5 separate regions of the Homo sapiens genome follow, and all the other regions are linked to region 5. Evidence: chromatin contacts called from ENCODE Hi-C or POLR2A ChIA-PET data. All regions are on one chromosome and are shown on one strand. Each heading gives the region's core, a stretch centred on a gene start or an enhancer-like site at or near the end of the contact. The rest is flanking DNA. Distances are from core to core; before and after follow the strand shown. Region 1 holds the start of PRF1 (perforin 1). Region 2 overlaps NPFFR1 (neuropeptide FF receptor 1). Region 3 has its middle 24 kb from the start of PRF1. Region 4 overlaps NPFFR1 (neuropeptide FF receptor 1). Region 5 holds the start of EIF4EBP2 (eukaryotic translation initiation factor 4E binding protein 2).

What was found. Hi-C counts contacts between places; a loop is a spot of excess contacts on that map. ChIA-PET counts read pairs that join two places held with the same protein, here RNA polymerase II (POLR2A). Pooled maps may share reads with other maps.
Region 1: a map of CD8-positive, alpha-beta T cell shows a loop between it and region 5 (7-fold over the local background). The contact joins the promoter of PRF1 here to the promoter of EIF4EBP2 in region 5. A Hi-C loop is called at or near these places in 1 of 168 maps with a recorded cell type or tissue (CD8-positive, alpha-beta T cell), 1 of 37 single-sample maps with no recorded cell type and 4 of 50 pooled maps. POLR2A ChIA-PET finds 5 or more read pairs at or near these places in 2 of 52 experiments (CD8-positive, alpha-beta memory T cell and RWPE1).
Region 2: a loop to region 5 is called in a pooled map, with 4 times the contacts of the local background. The contact joins the enhancer-like site here to the promoter of EIF4EBP2 in region 5. A Hi-C loop is called at or near these places in 6 of 50 pooled maps. POLR2A ChIA-PET finds 5 or more read pairs at or near these places in 6 of 52 experiments (A673, HEK293T, MCF 10A and 3 more).
Region 3: a map with no recorded cell type shows a loop between it and region 5 (11-fold over the local background). The contact joins the enhancer-like site here to the promoter of EIF4EBP2 in region 5. A Hi-C loop is called at or near these places in 4 of 37 single-sample maps with no recorded cell type and 10 of 50 pooled maps. POLR2A ChIA-PET finds 5 or more read pairs at or near these places in 3 of 52 experiments (GM12878, Panc1 and activated naive CD4-positive, alpha-beta T cell).
Region 4: POLR2A ChIA-PET joins it to region 5 with 17 read pairs in PC-9. The contact joins the enhancer-like site here to the promoter of EIF4EBP2 in region 5. POLR2A ChIA-PET finds 5 or more read pairs at or near these places in 6 of 52 experiments (GM12878, HEK293T, MCF 10A and 3 more).

The regions. Positions count from the first base shown.
Region 1 is chr10:70,601,312-70,604,060 of GRCh38, reverse strand. PRF1 (perforin 1) reads left to right here and starts at 1,320. Exons shown (of 3, transcript NM_001083116.3): 1 at 1,320-1,416.
Region 2 is chr10:70,273,502-70,276,208 of GRCh38, reverse strand. All of the region lies in intron 1 of NPFFR1 (neuropeptide FF receptor 1), which reads left to right. Among named protein-coding and RNA genes, the nearest start is that of NPFFR1, 9.1 kb to the left of the region's middle. Within about 2 kb of position 1,387, at least 6 of the 41 ENCODE cell types and tissues checked have a DNase peak (open chromatin) inside an H3K27ac peak, as active enhancers do.
Region 3 is chr10:70,577,082-70,579,781 of GRCh38, reverse strand. No RefSeq gene overlaps it. Among named protein-coding and RNA genes, the nearest start is that of PRF1, 24 kb to the left of the region's middle. Within about 2 kb of position 1,306, at least 8 of the 41 ENCODE cell types and tissues checked have a DNase peak (open chromatin) inside an H3K27ac peak, as active enhancers do; they include GM12878, where a contact is called at or near this core.
Region 4 is chr10:70,253,056-70,255,755 of GRCh38, reverse strand. It overlaps NPFFR1 (neuropeptide FF receptor 1), which reads left to right. Exons shown (of 4, transcript NM_022146.5): 4 at 1-2,700. The coding sequence ends at 799. Among named protein-coding and RNA genes, the nearest start is that of PPA1, 21 kb to the right of the region's middle. Within about 2 kb of position 1,380, at least 2 of the 41 ENCODE cell types and tissues checked have a DNase peak (open chromatin) inside an H3K27ac peak, as active enhancers do.
Region 5 is chr10:70,402,702-70,405,401 of GRCh38, reverse strand. EIF4EBP2 (eukaryotic translation initiation factor 4E binding protein 2) reads right to left here and starts at 1,257. Exons shown (of 3, transcript NM_004096.5): 1 at 856-1,257. The coding sequence starts at 1,000. RefSeq lists silencers at 956-1,165, 1,196-1,385.

The sequences.
Region 1 (2,749 bases), core at 71-2,570, 200 kb before region 5:
TTTCTGGTGAAGCTGGGATCAGAACCTGTTTAGACTTTGCCTCTCTTTTCCCGCAGATACTTTGCAGGACTTCTATGTCCCTCAAACCGGCCTTCCTGTCATGGTCAGGAAAGAAACTCCTCACAGCCTCAGCATCCAAGTCAGGCCATGGGTGACAGCTGGAAAGTGATCAGGAGGCTGCAGTTTCTAGAAGAGGGTGGGGACACTGCGGAGAGAAGATGGGGCCAGATTCCGAGAAGACAGCATAAGCCCCTGTTCCTGTAAGAGCAGGGACGGAAGCAGGGACATAAACGCAAGGGATGAGCCCCAAAGTGTGACCCATGAGACATGATGTCACATGTGGTCTGGAGCCTGCGGCCACTTCTTCCCATCATATACACAGTTATGAGAACAAGTTGTGAGAACCACCTCCTCCCTTACCCAGCTGCCCCCACCCCAGAAGCCGTGTGATTTTGCCCCCCAGTGCCCTGTGAGTCACTCCACCCATGGAAACCTCACCCCACCCTGACCTCAAGCAAGGCAGAGTGCAGAAGACATGTCCTCCGGTGCTACCAGACCACTCTCACCAGCACCCACGACCTCAGCAGGGCTGGAGCCAGCGTGGAGGCCACTGGCTGTCCTCACAAAGCGAGGAGCAGGAGCCCCTGTTCGAGGAACATGCTTGGAGTTCGGAGCCTGGGCTAGGGTGGGATGTAGGTTGAGCAGGAAGTGGATGGCAAGATTAGAGCAACATCTCTCTTCTCCCACTCAGGGAGGAGGGAATGGCCACAGGCTCTGACACTCAAGAAGGGCCAGGCACAGTTCCAAGCACTTCACAACAACCCCTAGGGTCTACATGACCTACAATCCCAATTGTTCAGTGAAGAAACTGAGGCACAGTGAGGCTGAAGAACCCTACCAGTCCACACTGCTGGTGCATAACCGAGCTGCCCAAGCCCCGGCGGTCTGGCGTGTAGGCCCATGCTCTGAGCCGCCGCCTCTGCTTGCCTCTTACATCCCACACATGCGATGCTGTGCATCAGAAGCAAGGAGATGGCCCTGCTGGCCTGTTCATCAACACCAGGGCCGAGTCTCAAAGTCCTCAGCGCCCCGCCCTCCTCCGCCTGTGTGCCCTGAGTCCCCGAGCCCCAGCAGCTCTACTCGGCAGATGAGCCTCTGGCCCTGCTGCTCGCTTCCTGAGGGCTGTCAGTGGGGAGCCGGATGAGGGCTGAGGACAGGGTGGGTGCTTGTGGGAGGGGAGAGCACAAAGGACCTGTGACCACAGCTGGGGGCGGGGCAGGAAGTAGAAGTGATGTGAGTGGTGGCTGGTGCAAGGAGCCACAGTGGGCTGCCTGGGGGGCTGATGCCACCATTCCAGGAGCCTCGGTGAAGAGAGGATATCCATCTGTGTAGCCGCTTCTCTATACGGGATTCCAGGTAAGGAGAGAGCAGGGATTGGGGGGCCTGGGGCCCTGGGTGGAGGGGAAGAGGCTGATGGAGCAGGAAGTGCTGTGACCTATAAGACAAGACACCTGGGTCACAGACGGTGCCCATCACTAACTCGCTGGGCAGCCCTGTGTCCACCCTGGGCCTCAGTTTCCTCATGTATGAAATGAAGAGGTAGCGTGCAGTTTCTAAGGCCCTGCAAGTGCTGACATTAAAGCTTCTAAGAAAGCTGGAAAGAGGCTCCCTGGGACAGAATACCATGAGAGTCAGGATGAGGGCTGAGTTCACTGGATTAGGGTTATGACTGTGCCCGCCTCCTAGCTGGGATGAGCCCAGGGCCTTTGAAGATTCCCCTGGCCTCTTTGCCTCCCTGGGGCGAGCCACGCTGCCTGAAATTCCACCCTTCAAGTCACACCTTTGGGCAGGGCAGGAGGCTCCAGCTATAATGGGGGCTCTCCATAGCCCTCTTGTCTCAGAACCTGTGGTACCCAAGGGCAAAGGCCTTTGAAGAGCTCAGCTTGGATAAGGTTAGGCTTGGGTAAGGTTAGAGAAAGGAGGTTCCAGATCATAAACAGGCCCAGGCAAGGCCCCAGAAACACCTTAAAATTAGGAAGAACCTTCCAGACAATCATTGTCCATAGTAGGCAATAGGGGGGCCCCTGTCACTGCCGAAGGCCACAGAGCTTGGCAGGGAGTGGCAAAGAGGGGAGGGGCAGCAAGAAAGGATCTGAAGAGCAACCATCGAGGCCTCTCCCCACACAAAATCCAAGGGTGTGGTCAGGTCTGCCCCTTTTTTTTTTTTTTTTTGAGGCAGAGTCTTACTCTATCACCCAGGCGGGAGTGCAGTGGTACGATCTTGGCTCACTGCAACCTCCGCCTCCTGGGTTCAAGCGATTCTCCTGTCTCAGCCTCCCAAGTAGCTGGGATTACAGGCACCCGCCACCATGCCCAGCTAATTTTTGTATTTTTAGTAAAGAGGGGGTTTCACCACGTTGGCCAGGCTGGTCTCGAACTTCTGACCTCCAGTGATCCACCTGCCTCTGCCTCCCACAGTGTTCGGTTTACAGGTGTGAGCCACCACACCTGGCCAGGTCGGCAGATTTTATTCTAGAATTCGGGCTGATGTTATTCCATAAAGCTCAGAGGGAGAGCCCCAAAGGGAAAATGAGAAGAATAGGTGCAATATAGGACCTCATTTCTCTTCCAATTCTGTTAAGGGCTCAGTGGGAGGGAGAGAGGTTAGAGAGAGTGACAGAGACAAAGAAACAGAGTGAGAGTCAGGGTGGGCAAAGGGTGGCTTGTTCTGGGGCCAAAAATGACACTT
Region 2 (2,707 bases), core at 138-2,637, 130 kb after region 5:
ATGCCTGGTTTTAGGCAAGGTTTTAGGTGATACATGCACTGTTCATAAAGTGTCAGCTTTGTAGCAGAAGCCTCAGGAAGGCAAAGTTCCTTCCAAATCAAGGATCCCTAATTGCTGCTAATGGACCCTAGAGGTCTTTATATGTGACCTGATGATACCCAAAGAGGATGAGAAAATGGATGGAGATGGCAGAGCCTAAGCAGGAGCTCAAACTCAGAACAGGCGTCCTGGCTTATTTGATGCACCCTGAATCCCAGAGCCCAGCAAAATCTGGAGGTCTACCACTACTGCATGCTGTATTCTTAGAGCAAGTCTCTTTTTGTCTTTGAGTTTTGATTTTCCTGTGAAATGAAGATAATTCTCCTTTCCTTGTCAGAGATAGCTTGATGTTGTACAAAACAAATTTCAAAAATAATGGAAATACTATCTAATAGCACCTATGGGATACAGCTAAAGCAGTGTGTCTAGGAGAATTCATAGCCTTTAGTACCTAACTTATCAACATACATTAATCATATTTATGTTCTAGGCCCTGTGCCAGATAATGAGGAGCATTTCAAGCTGAACAAGGCATGCTTTCTACCCCTAAGACATTTCTAGTTTAACTAAAAGAAAAAAAAAATCTCTACACTTAGCTGAAGCAGGACGTGAAATGTGGCCAGCACTGCAGGTAAACTGAACCTGCAGACCTTGAGGAAGCAGCCAGCCATTGAACCCGGAAAGGTGCTCCAGGGCATATGTTTAGCCTTTCCAAGAGAAAGAGAGAGGGAAATCCCTGCCTCCCCTTTACTTTCCCCTCCTCTCCCACCTTAAGCCTCTTCCACATCCACTCTCTAAGGCCTGGAATTCTTTTAAATAGACTGAGAGTACAGGCTCAGTATGTGATAAAGGCAGTTCAGTTTTCACTATGAGGTAAATGATTTGTATCAGAACCTTTTCTGAATACAATTTTTGATGGGTAAAACCGGAGACCTCCTGCAGGAAGTAAGGAGAAATAAAAAGGCCTCAGAGTAGAAGAGAAGTATAAAGAGGGGCTCGCTTGGGGGCTCCTGATGGCTGTATTAGCAACTCAGCCCTCAAATTCTTTGGCCTTTGCCAATCCAAATGATTCTTGGAAGGGCAACCTGCTCTCATTCACCAAAAAGAGGTCAGGCTTGCAGAATCCATGTTGCTGTGGTGGGTGCCTGGGATGGAGGGGCTTTGGTTCAGCCTGCAAGAGGAACAGTAGGAGGTTATAGTTCTCAAGAGGCCTCCTTCCTCCTAGATCCTCTGCCACATCCACTTTTTACTTTCCTAAGCAGTACTAAGAAAGCTTTTGCCAAGGCTTGCTTCCCTGGGAACAAACCCAAATGAACTGAAACCACACTGCGACCTACTGGTTCCCCACAGCTGCCTGGCAGATAGCTAATGCAGTCAATAAGCAGTCTGAAGTTCTGCAAGGCCCTTTGTAATTTACTCTGCTGTCTCTCTGAATGTATTAACAACTCCATGAGGTTGGGAGAGGCAGGAAGCCCAGGTCATCCACATTCGAAAGCCAAGGAGAACACAGGGATGAAGTAGATCTCCCCAGTTCTCTTTGGAATACCAAGAGGTGGCATGGGGGCTTAGGGTCTACTATCATCAGTCTCCCAGCCACCCCAAACTAACTATACCTCCCTTTAAAAATTGTACTAAAGCAGCTCTAAGACAAGTTCCCAAGCTTCTCCTCCAAACCAAGTTTCCCAGCCCCCAACCTCTCTCTCTCTCTCTTTTTTATTTTCAAGATGGAGTCTCGCTCTGTTGCCCAGGCTGGAGTGCTGTGGTGCGATCTCAGCTCATTGCAACCTCCACCTCCCGGGTTCAAGCAATTCTCCTGCCTCAGCCTCCCAAGTGGCTGGGATTACAGGCATGTGCCACCACGCCCGGCTAATTTTTTGTATTTTTAGTAGAGACAGGGTTTCACCATGTTGGCCGGGCTGGTCTCGAACTCCTGACCTTGTGATCTGCCTCCTTCCATCTCCCAAAGTGCTGGGATTATAGGTATGAGCCACTGTGCCCAGCCCCCAACCTCTGTTATATGCAGTCAGTGACCACCATGGGGCCAGCTCTCAAGGCCACGCTTTCTGATTCCCAGGTCAGTGTCCTTTCCTCTCTGCATTAGCACAGTCTCCGTGGAAGATTACATGGCCTGTTAAGAGACAGCGTGTGGGATGGTGTTGGGGAGGGAGGTGGGCACAAACATCTAATCTAGGGAACAGGAAACTTGGGGGTCTATGGTGCTACCCCTGCCCATCTCTAACACTTTCTCTGACCCTGGGATTCTGAACCTGGACTCTGCAGACTCCCAGGAGGTCCATGGATGACTAACTTGAATCCCCTTGTATTCACCAAGACACTAGGGTTATAAGCAACAGAAACGAGTGCTGGCCAACCTAACCAACACTGGGAATCCATTGGAAGGGTGTGGGGAGGTCATCCAATGGAAGGAAAAGCTGTGTTATGAAGACTCAGAGGCAAATCCAAAGCAGAAGAGGTCTGATTGGCATCCTCTGGCCAGCGGTTGGTGCAGACACCTGATGGACGGTCCCTCAAAAGCTCCATGTGAGGAGGAGGCTGACTCCCCAGGGGAAAAATCAGTACTCGAGAAAGAAGGGCTCATGGATGCAGGGTGAGCCCAAAACCTGATGCCCAACACTGCCTTGAAAGTGTGTGCCAAAATCCAGGGCTC
Region 3 (2,700 bases), core at 57-2,556, 170 kb before region 5:
GATAAGCTCTGATTGGGTGTAATTGGCCGGCTGAGTCACATGGCCAGCCCTGGGCCAATGGCAGTGCCAGGACAATGAGATGCACAAATTGGCTCAAGCCTTGGTTCTTGTTCCTGCTGGGGATGGGGAAAATCAGACATGGTTACCAGAAGGATGAATGGAGGCCAGGAGCAACAACAACCCCGTGTCTACTCTATGGACTCAGGTATAAGTGCTTACTTCACATATGATGAAAACCATAGTTCCAGTAAGGGGGAAATGTGGCTATTCCATAAATAATGTAGGCCAGCCTGGTGCAGTGGCACATGCCTGTGGTCCCAGCTACTTGGGAGGCTGAGGCAGGAGGACTGCTTGAGGCCAAGAGGTCAACACCAGCCTGAGCAACATAGCAAGATCCCATCTCTAAAATAATAATAACAAATAATAATAAATGTGGGCCAACTGGATATCCATTTTGGAAAAAAAAAATACACTATCTCATGTCATTCACAAAAGTTTATTCCAGATGAATTAAAGCATTAAACATAAAAGACAACACTGTAGAAATATTCAAAGAAAACATAGGAAAGAGATCTAGAACCTTGGGTAGGGAAGGCTTGCTTACACAAGTCAAAAAACACACCATGTATAAATTGAACAACTTCTCTATGAAAAAATACACTAAAAACGTTACAAGACCTGAGACAAACTGGGAGAAAGAACTGACTGTATATCTATCTACCTACCCACAAAACAAATTATATTAAAATTTTATGCCTGTTAATTAAAAAAAGACAATCTAGCAGAAAAATGGGCATATACATAACAGAATAAATTCAAATGGCCAGTAAACATATGAAAGGATGTTCCAACCTCATTACTAATCTGGAAAAGTCGAGTTAAGGTAAAAATAAAAGACTTTCTTTCTTATCAGATTGGCAAAAATTAAAAGGATTGGCGACCTCAAATGTTAAGGCAGGAATGGGGAAATGGATACTTTCATAAACTGTGAAAGGCTATGAGTGTTTAATTCAGCTTAGATGCCGTCATTTAGTTCAAAGAAAGAATAACAATTACTTTTGAAGGGCAAAGACACTGTGCAGGTTTGTTGATGGTGAGGTGGGCGGATGTGGGAAAAGGAAAGAATAGCCAAGAGGGGGTGCAAAGTGAAACTCAGAAGGCCCATAGATAATCTACCAGTGTGACTCAGAGAACACAAGCCATTTCCCATTCTTGTGGCTGTAGAGGGGAACCTCTTGAAAGTACACAGGGGTTTAAATAACATCAAGTCAGAGAACCACAAGAATTTGACGGAGGGCTTTCAAAGTCATCATGCTTTCCCCTTAGTCTCCTCCCCGAGTCACCCCAGCCTGGGCACTCTTCCAGGATCTACCTTTCTCTCCTCTCAACCTGTCATCGAAAATGGCAGAGAGGATTACCATATCCAGCCCTGAAACAAGCAAGGATTTGGCATCAGACACGGGTATCTCTAGCTGTAAAATAACACCTTGTGGTATTGTTGGAGGGTTGAACGAGATGATGACTGTAAAAGAAACCAGATATAATGCTTGACAAAGTAAGTAATCTAATAAAGGACATCATAAAATAAGCAAAGGTTATTGATCTGAAGCTAGGTCAGCTCCAGCATAGACTGAGACACACAGGAATGGAGAGGACAGGCTCTAAGACAGCATGTATATCTAATGGTATTTTAAAGCTAAAAAATAAATGCAACATATATGATAAAGTTATCATCTTAACAAATCAATAGGAAAGGGGTCAAGTGTGGTGGCTCACCCTGTAATCCCAACACTTTGGGAGACTGAGGTGGGAGAATCACTTGAGCCCAGAAGTTCAAGACAAGCCTGGCCAACATAGTGAGACCCCATCTCTACAAAAAAAAGAAAATTCAAAAATTAGCCGAGTGTGGTGGCATATGCCTATAGTTCCAGCTCTGGAGGCTGAGGTGGGAGAATCACTTGAGCCTAGGAGGTCGAGGGTGCAGTGAGTTATGATTGCACCACTGCACTCTAGCCTGGGTGATAAAGTAAGACCCTGACCCAGAAGCAGCATAGAATTTAAAAAAGAAAAAGAAAAGAAAAGAAAGAGAAAGGGAGAAAGGGAGAAGAAAAGGAGAAAGGCAGAAAGAAAGAAAAAGAGAGAGAGAGAAAGAAAGAAAAAGAGAGAGAGAGAAAGAAAGAAAGAAAGAAAGAAAGAAAGAAAGAAAGAAAGAAAGAAAGAGAGAAAGAGAGAGAGGGAGGGAGAGAGGAAGGAAGCGAGGAAGGAAGCGAGGAAGGGAGGGAGTGAGGGAAAGAGAAGGAGAAAGAGAAAGAGAAAGAAAGAGGAAGGAAGGAAGGAAAGAATGAAAGAAAGAAAAGAAAGAAAGAAGGAAGGAAAGAAAGAAAGAAAAGGAAGAAAGAAGAAAGAACAAAAAGAAAAAAGGAAGAGAAAGAATGAAAGAAAGAAAAAGAGGAGGAAAGAAGGAAGGAAACAATGAAAGAAGGAAGGAAGGAAAGAAAAGAAAGAAAGAAAAGGAAGAAAGAAGAACAAAAAGAAAGAAAGAATGAATGAAAGAAAGAAAGAGAGAGGAAGGAAGGAGAGAAAGAGAGAGAAAGAAAGAAAGAAGGAAAGGAAGGAAGACAAACGCCCAAACAAAAAAGTCAGCAAAGGACATAAACAATTCATAACAGAAAAAAAAATGGCCAAAACACATGAAAAAAA
Region 4 (2,700 bases), core at 131-2,630, 150 kb after region 5:
CTGGGCCCTGGCGCTGCTCATCATGTGTCCCTCGGCCGTCACGCTGACCGTCACCCGTGAGGAGCACCACTTCATGGTGGACGCCCGCAACCGCTCCTACCCGCTCTACTCCTGCTGGGAGGCCTGGCCCGAGAAGGGCATGCGCAGGGTCTACACCACTGTGCTCTTCTCGCACATCTACCTGGCGCCGCTGGCGCTCATCGTGGTCATGTACGCCCGCATCGCGCGCAAGCTCTGCCAGGCCCCGGGCCCGGCCCCCGGGGGCGAGGAGGCTGCGGACCCGCGAGCATCGCGGCGCAGAGCGCGCGTGGTGCACATGCTGGTCATGGTGGCGCTGTTCTTCACGCTGTCCTGGCTGCCGCTCTGGGCGCTGCTGCTGCTCATCGACTACGGGCAGCTCAGCGCGCCGCAGCTGCACCTGGTCACCGTCTACGCCTTCCCCTTCGCGCACTGGCTGGCCTTCTTCAACAGCAGCGCCAACCCCATCATCTACGGCTACTTCAACGAGAACTTCCGCCGCGGCTTCCAGGCCGCCTTCCGCGCCCGCCTCTGCCCGCGCCCGTCGGGGAGCCACAAGGAGGCCTACTCCGAGCGGCCCGGCGGGCTTCTGCACAGGCGGGTCTTCGTGGTGGTGCGGCCCAGCGACTCCGGGCTGCCCTCTGAGTCGGGCCCTAGCAGTGGGGCCCCCAGGCCCGGCCGCCTCCCGCTGCGGAATGGGCGGGTGGCTCACCACGGCTTGCCCAGGGAAGGGCCTGGCTGCTCCCACCTGCCCCTCACCATTCCAGCCTGGGATATCTGAGGGGGTCCAGGGAGGGCGGGACGCTGCCTCAGGGCCCCGATTGGACACGAGATACATGCAGGCGATAGCGGCCTGGTGTGGTTAGGTGAGGATGCGTGGTCCCTCCCTCTCCAGAGCCAGGCAGTGGTGGGCAGCTGCTGGTGATGTCTTCTCTGCTGCCTTCACCCTCAGTAGAGGCAAATGCGGGGGACGGGAAGGAACCAACTTGCCCTGTGTGGTGGGCTTGACAAACATCATCTCACTGAATTGTCACAACGCTTTGGAGATAGGTTGTCTTCTCTTCCTTCTACAGATGCAAAAACTGAGGCCTGGAGAGATGTGACTCACCCAAGTTTCTCAGGTGGAAATGGCATGTGAAGCTATCTGACTCCAATACCTGTGTGGTTTTTATCATCTCCAGCTGGCTCCAAGAGGGCCCGGTAAGGTAGAACACTGTGAACTGAGTAAGTCCTAATTAGGCAGCTAGGAAGAAGCGAAAAGCAAAGCCGGCCTGTCCCTTGATGCTTTGTGTCCATGTGAGGGAGTCCCTCATGTTCCGTTACTGAAGCCACTCCCCTTGATCCTTTTCTAGAAGAACACGGTGTGCCCCCGCTGCCGGCTCTAATGTGTTGGTTTGTCTTGTTTGTTCCAAGAAGTTCCAAGAAGCCATTGTCCTCAGAGGACGGCAGCTTCAGAACGAGCCTTGGGGAGGCTGCCTCAGTTGCAGGGCACTCTAGGTCTTGCCCTCTGGGTCTGAGCTTAGAGAACAGAGGAGGGACTCCCAGACCAAGGCAAGAACTTACAATGCCACAGACATTGTAATGCTGCAGGGCCACAGGAGGTGTCCTTTTACGTACTCATAGACAACGAGGAAGGGGAAGCACGGTATGCATTTTCCACATTGGGAAACACATCTGCTCACTGGGGCTGCAGGTACAAAGCCTTGCCCAAGGTCTCTCTCCTCCCTGCTTCCTGGGAGGGAGAAGTTGGTCAACTGAAGCTGCAGCCGGAGTGCCATTTGGAGACTCCTGAAGGACACACACTAAACTCTTCCCCAGCACAAATGACTTGTGTACTCTAAGGAGGTACCAGGAGAGCCCTGTTTACTCTGGCTTTCCCCCAACACCCCTGCATCAACTTGAAGAAATGTGGCTTCTTTCCAGGAGACGGGAGCACATGGGATTGCCTTGGAGGGTCCTTTCACAGGCCCCTTCATCTTGCACTTAAATGGACATTTCCCCCCACCTCTGTAGAAAACACGGTGTTGCTAGAAATTTAGTAAACAAAAAAGAAACGTTTCCAGGGGTCGGGGCTCTGAGGCTCTGTTCCCTTAACCGACACACAGTGACTGTTTACTGTTTGCTCCACTCTAAGTTCCAGGTTTAGGGGCAGAAGAAAATTCCTAAGCAGTTGTACAATACATTCTCCAAGCATGTCCCCAGACACCGTCTCATTTAATCCATAGTAATGAGGTTGAAGGAGATTGAATGTTATTGTCATTTCACAAAGTGACTGAAGCTCAAAGGGGCCAAGTTTCCAGGGCCACAGAGGGGCAGGATTTAGATTAAAATTTGTCTTCTGATTGTTCTTCCCACCCCACATGCTGCCTTTCAAGGAAGGTGGGGATGACGGGAGAGCTGGTAATTTCCCCAAAGGCTTTTTTGCCTAACAGTGAACCAGAATGCCCACTCCTGGTGCCCAAGCTCTTGGTCTGGGAAAGAAATCTATTGTGTTTACTCTCGTAATGTCCAGCCTGAGTTGTTCTTGCCCTGGTGCTGAGCAGGCTGCCAAGAGCCATCATGACCTTGTCCTGGTTCTGGGGGTGATGGATGAGGGTCTGAGAGAGAGTATGCCCTCCTGCCCCTCAGTGGTATTAGCTGGTGCCATGCATTTCTGGTACTGTATCAGTGTCATGTGTCATA
Region 5 (2,700 bases), core at 8-2,507:
ACTTATTTGTAAACAGTTCCTGGTCATGCTTTGAAAAGCAATGCCAGGGAACCACCCTCTCTCTGGATTGCCTCTCTCTAGCCCCTTCCACAGGATCAAGCAACCACCCCACCCAACTGGGGTGTCCTTGACAAAGGTCCTTCAATCCATTTCCAAAGGCGTCGCTGCCGAAAGACACCCTACCTTAAGGCTGTCAGCACCCTACCACCCCCACCTACTTTCCCTTGGCTATTACTTGAGCTTTATTTTATCACGCTCTCCTCCCGGCCTGGGGACTCCCCTCACCCGTGGGGCCTCGTCCAGCAAAGTAAACAATGCTGTCAAAGCGGGATAACGCTGGGCGAGGCTTCCAGACTCCGCATTCCAGCCTCCTCCCGGTGTTCTAAAAGCAGCAAAAACAAGCCATCGCAGGATGCCAGGGCCGAATTCCTCTCCCAAAGTTCTTTTTTAAAAAGCCCCGGAGCCAGCTCCAAAATCAAGCATTAATTTGCACAATCTACGACAGGCAATGCAGACTGTAATGCAAGGCCAAGTGGAGCCAAATCCGCCCGGGAAGGAGGCAGAGAGGAGAGAGAGAACTGGGTCGAATGCGTAAGCCTGCCACGAAGCGGAAACAAGAGCTCTTTTTCGCGACAGGACAGCCACATTCCCGAGTGGGGCGCGCGCCGACTCGAGCTGCGGGCAAGAGCGAACACGAAGTAAAGGGTCCCGAACGCTCGGGCGGGCCCAAGGGCAGCGTCCCCGGGGCTTCGGTGGAGCTGGGGGCGGGGGCGAAGCGGCCGGGCACCGAGGCGCCGAGGAGTTAGAGGACCGCGGCGGGACACCGGGCGCGGCGGACGGCTGGCCGGCGCTCACCTCCCGGTGTGGTGGAGAAGAGCGTCCCCCCGGGCGTGGTGCAATAGTCATGAGGTAGCTGCGCGGCGTCGCTGATGGCCACGGTGCGGGTGGGGATGGCGCGGCTCTGGCTGGGCTGGTGGCCGCTGCCGGCTGACGAGGACATGGCTGTGGGCGCGGGCTCTCGGCTTTGTCCGGCGGGCAGGCGGCGGCGGCGGGGCCGGGGCTGCTTCGGCTCCTCAGGCGGACGGAAAAGCGCGCTCTGCGCGCTCCTCGCTCGCTTCCTCCCGTTCCCTCGTCCCGCTCCGCTCCCGCCGCCGCCCTCTCAGCCGCCGCCGCCGCCGCCGCTCGATCCTCCGGCCTCAGCCAGCAGCCTCAGGAGCAACAGCAGCGGCAGCAGCGGCGACGACGACGACCGGAAGCGGGCGAAGGCGGGAGCCAGAGGGAGTTGGGGAAGCTGGTCGGCCGGAGGTGACGTCGCCGCGGGGCGGGGCGAGGCAGTGAGGGGCGTGGCTGAAGTTGTTGAAGGGGGCGGGGACGAGGGGCAGGGCTGAGGAAGAGAGTGGCTTAACCCCAGCGAGCGGGAGAAGAGCCAGAGGGAGCGCGAGCTAAGTGTTTGTGAGCCTGGTGAAGGCGGACAAGGAAAACTTTCTTCTTATTGTTTGTCATTGTCGGTTAACACCACTTTACTTGAGCAGACTTGAGTTTCTCATGCATTCCTATGCATTAAAAATGTAATTTTACTTTTAATTGTTCATTATTAATTCAGGCACTACATGCACGATGTACTGTATTTTAAAAATCAAACAGAGCAGAAAGGTTTATGGTGCCACTTTCTCCCAGTTTCCGAACTCCCCTCAACCGCTGTACCAGTTAATTGTGTATCCTTCCAAAGACCATCACTATATACACACATAAAGCAAGATCTAAACATTAGGAAAAGGAAGAAACCAAGAGCCACTCATGGCAACAAGAATGAGTATTATTGTATTAGAGTTAAAATGAGGCACAGGAGAGGGCTTAGACCATGAGGTACCTGAAAAATCTAGATCTGGAACTCTATTCTTTCCTCGAGGGGTTCTCAAACTTTGGGTCTCAGTACCTCTACATTCTTGAAAATTATTGAGGATTTCCAAGAGCTTTTGTTTGTGTGGATTATATGTATTGATAATTATTGTATTAGAAATTAAAACTGAGCCGCTGCTGATCACTAGTGGGATTGTACCTGTGAATAGCCACTGCATTCCGGCCTGGGCAACAGAGTGAGGCCCTGTCTCTAAAAAACAACAACAACAACAACAACAAAAAACAAATTAAAACTGAGAATGTTTTAAATGTTTATTAATTCATAAAATAATAACCTATTACATGTTGACATTATATTTTTTAATTATCTAAAACAAATAGTGAGAACAGTGGCATTATTTTATATTTTTGCAAACGCTTTAATATCTGGCTTAATAGAAAACAGCTGTATTCTCATATCTGTTTCTGTGTTCAAGCTGTTGTAATGTGTTGATTCAACTATATGAAGAAAACCCAGCCTCACACAGGTATGTAGTTAGAAAAGAAGGTTGTCTCAGATCCCCGAGGGGCTCTCCAGATCACACTTTGAGAACCGCTGCACTAGGGCAGCACTACTTCTGCCCACAACATGCCCAAGGTGGGACTGGGAAGACACTCATGGGTAAGGCCAACATAGCTACCATCATTCCCATTTTGCAAATGAGAGAAATAAGGGTAAGAGAGGTTGAGGGGAAAACAGCTATTGCTTCACTGCTCAGAGGGTCAAACAGGTGCTTGGCAAGAACATAGACAAAAGAACTTACAACAGCCCAGGGCAGGCCAGGGCATTACATGGTACTG